Regions from separate parts of the Homo sapiens genome. Here region 1 is linked to region 2. The links are chromatin loops, found by intact Hi-C in ENCODE. Cell type or tissue: breast epithelium. All regions are shown on one strand.

Region 1 (2,500 bases), 330 kb before region 2:
TGTTAGGACCCGATGGGGAGGCAGCCCCCGCAGTGGACAACCCCCGCTTGGACACAGTCCGAGTGGAATGGGAAGGGAATGGTCAATCCCTGTCCTGGTTGTCCAAGTCGGGATCTCAGAGGAAATTGCAGTGATTCCACGGTTAGGCCCCCCTGGGGGGGCTGCCTTCCCCTCAGCCTCTCCCCACACCACCCACCCAGCTGCTGTCATTCCGCTCACTGAGCTCTTCTTCATTCTCACCCTGATCCCTGGGGGACTCAAAGCCAAAACTGCCCAAAGAGGAAAGATTGAATCCTAAAGGGGATCCCTGCCCCCATGGGAGGCCCCCTACTAGAAGGACGTGAAAGCAGCTTTTGGGGGAAACTGAGGCAGTGGGGAAGACAGAGCAGAATGAGCCCTCACCCTGGCTGGGGGTCCAGCACAGGCTGTATCTGCAGAGGGTCCCAGAGGAACGCTGGAGCCAAGAGAAGCCCTGGGAAGGAGGGGTGGGGAACGACATGCATGTGAGGGATGGCACACTGATGTGTTTATGCACCTGTACACAGGAGCGCATGGCCATGGCTTTGGAAAGGAGAATGGAAAAATAGAAGAAGGTCGGCCGGGCTTGGTGGCTTATGCCTGTAACCCCAGCACTTTGGGAGGCCGAGGTGGGCGGATCACCTGAAGTCAGGAGTTCGGGACCAGCCTGGCAAACACCCCATCTCTACTAAGCGAAAACCCATCTCTACTAAAATTACAAAAATTAGCTGGGCATGGTTGCGCATGCCTGTAATCCCAGCTACTTTGGAGGCTGAGGTGGGGAGAATTGCTTGAACCTGGGAGGTGGAGGTTGCAGTGAGCCAAGGTCGCGACACTGCACTCCAGCCTGGGTGACAGAGTGAGACTCCATCTCAACAGAAGGAAAAAAAAGGAAAATAGGAGAAGGTGGAAATGGGTGAAGAGAGAAGTCCCCTCACTAGCTGCATGAGAAATCTATCTTACTGTGGTTCTCCATGGGCAGCAGGACCATTTTTCAGAATCAAGAGGGAGGACAGTGTGAGAAGGCGATGATCCAAAGAAGACAGAGAGGTCAGCCCCACCCGATCCCTCAAATGGGCTCTTGGAGGCACCCCCAGGGGCAGCCCATTTCTCAAAGTCCAGAAAATTAGGGTCCCAGAAGGGGGCAGCAGCAGGCTGGGAGTTAGGAGGGAGAGCAGGGTGCCGGCCCTGCCACCAAGTTGAGAGCTGGAGGGGAGGTGGGGAGAGAACATCACAGAGCAGCCAGCCCTGGTTCACTCCTGGCAGTTTCTTCTCAAGCTCCTTCCCTAGGAGCATGGTGGCACGTGCCTGTGGTCTCAGCTACTTGGGAGGCTGAGGCGGGAGGATCGCCAGAGCCCAGGAGTTTGAGGCTGCAGTGAGCTATGAGGGTGCCTCTGTGCTCCATCCTAGGCAACAGAGTGATACGCTGTTTAAAAAGGAAAAAATCCTTCCCTAGAGCTAGTATCCTAAAGCTGCAGAGCTAGCCCAGACCTCATTGGTTTCCTTGTCCTTGGGGTGCTTTTCCTGAATCTTTGCGGGTGAAGGGAGTGTTGCTCCCAGTCCAGAGGCCTGATTCTGTTTGGACTGGGTTCTCAAGACACGACCAGGTTCTCAAGACACGAGTCCCCTTGTTCCTCCCCATTAAAGGGGGTTTGTCAGAAGCAAGAACAGCCCCTCTCCCCAGTCACAGCCTGAAGGGAGGCCCCGAGAGCTTCCTCCTTCCCCCCACCTGCTCCTTACCTTCTCTGCCCTGCTTTTTAGAACTGCAGTTCATTGTTTTAAGGGATTGGGGGAGGGAGCCTGGGGACACAAACCTTTTATACAATACAAAGCTTTGCTTTTTTTTTTTTTTTCTTCCTTTTCCCTTTCTCGGTTCTCTTCTCTCCTCTGAATGGCTGAAGACCCCTCTGCCGAGGGAGGTTGGGGATTGTGGGACAAGGTCCCTTGGTGCTGATGGCCTGAAGGGGCCTGAGCTGTGGGCAGATGCAGTTTTCTGTGGGCTTGGGGAACCTCTCACGTTGCTGTGTCCTGGTGAGCAGCCCGACCAATAAACCTGCTTTTCTAAAAGGATCTGTGTTTGATTGTATTCTCTGAAGGCAGTTACATAGGGTTACAGAGGGCAGGTGGGAAGGAGAGAGAAAGAGAGGGAGGGAGAACTGTTGGTATAAACTTGTCTCACGTGCCTGGGGTGGGGGAAGGCCAGGGAGATAACAATAATTGCCAATTTATTGAGCCCTTATTCTCTACCAGGAACTGTTCTAAGCACTTTGGTATGGAATTGCTTATTTAATCTCATAACAGCCCCTCTAGGCAGAGCCTATCATTATCATTCCCAGTCTAGATATGAGGAAACAGTGACTTGTCTAAGGTGCCATAGCTGGGAAGCAGTGGAGCTGGGATTCAAAGGCACCTGGATCCTCAATCTGTTTCATGGTTATAACCCTGTGTCTGTACCGGGTTGTATAGTCTGTTTCATGGTTAT
Region 2 (2,500 bases):
GGAGGGGGCCCGCCGCGTGCTCAGCACTTAGGTGGTTCTGCAGGGCTGGGGGCAGCGGCGGAGACCCTTCTTGCCTGGTGACCGGGAAAGAACCGCAACTTAACCGGAAACTGAGGTCGCGAGGAGGACACCAAGGGTGATGGCAAGAAGGACTTCCAGCTCCCATTAGGGGGAGAGAGGGAGTACAGGGTGAGACTCCCCCTCTACTCCCACCCACCCTAAGGAGAGGACCATTCTCCGGAGATAGGGGGCGCGACCAGATAACCCACCGTCTTTTCTTAAGAAGTTTAGAGAATCCAAAAGTTGATCCACCCCTATCAACACTGAGATGGAATAGAAGGGAAGGGGTAGGGGAGGGAAGAGCAACAATTATCTTTTGGGGGGTGCAAAAAGTACTCCTGCTCCCCCACCCTCCACCTCATTCACAGTCATTGGAGGACTTCCTGTCCCGCCCCTTCCTACCCCCAACGTGCAGAATGTCTCAGCTTCAGCAAGGGGCATGGGGGGGCCCCTGGCCAGAACACTCTGCCCCCACCCACAACTCAGGAACAGTCCCAGGAGCTCCCAACCCTCCTCCTTCTGGCTTCCAGGACTTAGGCTCCTGCCCTGACTTGGACGTGGTGACTAGTGGAAAGCAGGGAGTGGGGTTTGAGGGAGCTCCCCTTCTGGGTCCTATGGGATTGGGCAGGGAGAGCAGGAGAGCAGGCAGGAGATAAACCCGGGCTGTGCCAGGATCCTGAGCCCTGGTGCTCCTAGGAGGGGGCATGGGGCCGGCGGGTCTCCTCTGCCTGCTGAGTGTGAACAGGGCAATAGGTCAGATTTCCTGGGCTTTGCCTGGCAGCAGAGGCAAGGACAGGGGGTATGGAGACAACCATCCCACCTTACAAGCAGCTGCTCTGTGTTGCCACTATGGACCCTGCAAGGAGAGATGCAGGTTAGACAGCAAGAAGGACTTCCTTCCTGAGGGTAGGGGTCTTTGGGGGAGTGTCAGTGGCCAGCAGAGCCAGCCCCTGTCTTTGGGGGTGTCAGGAGGGACTGAGGCCCTCTGGAGGATGCAGACAACTGGGGGTGAGGACAGAGCAGACCAGGGAGGGGAGGCGGTGGGGGACAGTGACTTCATCTCTGGACCATACTGCTCCTTCACCTCCTGTGCCCTCTCTCCCTCCCTTGGAGCTGGAGTGTTGGCTTTCAGCAGCTCACTCCTGAAATCTCCAGCACCCAGAAGGCCCCAGGGGAAGGCGACAGGCTTCCTCTGTCACCACTTCAGATGGGAAGACAGACATGGTGCCTTGGGTGTGTCCAGCGGAACCCCTCACCTGGCACCTGGAGCAGCTGTTGCCTAGCCCCCGGGCCTCCTGTTCTGGCAAAGCAGGGGTGTATGTGCTGGGGTCTGGCGCAGGTGACTCCTCTGGATCCTCTGAGGGGATCTCAGGGTGTGGCCCTGGGTGACCCCAGCTCCCTGGGCCCATGGAATAGCTGGGATGGGTGCCACTCTGTGGTGGCCACACCACTAAAGAGGGCTGTTTCCCCTTCCTCGCCCTGGGGAGGTGTCAGTGCTGGGAGAGGGCAGTGGGGAGGTGGCAGGGTGGAGAAGCCAAAATGCTCATTGACGGCCCCTCAGGGACACTCAGCGGGTACCCAGGCCCAGGAGGGCTTGCACTCTGCTAGGACAGGAACAGATGAGGCTTCTCTTCTTCCAGGTGCTTCTCTCTGCAGCTGGGCTGGTAGGGAGGGCCAGGATCCCACACTCCTGCCTGTGACCCCATGAATGACTGGGATGGGGCCTGCCAGGGTCCTCACCCCCTGCCTTTGCCTCATAGAATGGAGGAGACCTGGCCCTACCTACTTGCCTCTCTTTGTGATGCTGAGCCTCAGTTGCCTCATGTGTCAAGCCTCGCAGGATTGTTCTGAGGATTCATGGAGGCGATGTTTCTGTTGTGCTCCAGGGACAACAGGCGCTTGCCACCAGGTGCACCCACCCTGCCTTTCTCCCAGGCTAAGGCAGAATCATATACCTTGGCCTCCACTGCCTTCCACCTTAGCAGTAGCGGCTCTGTGTGGCCACTGCAATTCAGCCTGCAAAGGACCTAGGAGCCCAATCCCCTCTCTTATCTATTTTATTTTATTTTTTACTTTTTTGAGATGGAGTCTCGCTCTGTCGCACAGGCTGGAGTGCAGTGGCGCGATCTCGGCTCACTGCAAGCTCCGCCTCCCGGGTTCACGCCATTCTCCTGCCTCAGCCTCCTGAGTAGTGGGACTACAGGCACCTGCCACCACGCCTGGCTAATTTTTTTGTATTTTTGGTAGAGATGGGGTTTCATCGTGTTAGCCAGGATGGTCTCGATCTCCTGACCTCATGATCCGCCCGCCTCGGCCTCCCAAAGTGCTGGGATTACAGGCGTGAGCCACCGCGCCCTGCTATTTTTTACTTATTTATTTTTTTGAGACGGAGTTTCATTGTCTCTGGGGCTGGAGTGCAGTGGTGCAATCTCGGCTCATT

The links. A loop is a pair of places that touch in the nucleus more often than their neighbours do. Peaks named below come from ENCODE experiments on the same cell type or tissue, not always from the same donor. Only the 100,000 strongest peaks of a DNase experiment are listed, where the experiment ranks them.
Region 1: a loop joins it to region 2, with 31 times the contacts of the local background. A loop is called at or near these places in 2 of 110 quality-filtered maps.

Annotation. Positions count from the first base shown.
Region 1 is chr17:42,402,037-42,404,536 of GRCh38, reverse strand. CAVIN1 (caveolae associated protein 1) reads left to right here. Exons shown (of 2, transcript NM_012232.6): 2 at 1-2,088. Among named protein-coding and RNA genes, the nearest start is that of STAT3, 15 kb to the right of the region's middle. In breast epithelium, no CTCF peak of the experiment used is centred here; no DNase peak of the experiment used is centred here; H3K27ac peaks cover 2,500 bases.
Region 2 is chr17:42,069,983-42,072,482 of GRCh38, reverse strand. The region is part of intron 1 of ZNF385C (zinc finger protein 385C); the gene reads left to right. Among named protein-coding and RNA genes, the nearest start is that of C17orf113, 21 kb to the right of the region's middle. RefSeq lists a silencer at 1-12 and an enhancer at 83-1,056. In breast epithelium, no CTCF peak of the experiment used is centred here; no DNase peak of the experiment used is centred here; H3K4me3 peaks cover 486 bases; H3K27me3 peaks cover 422 bases.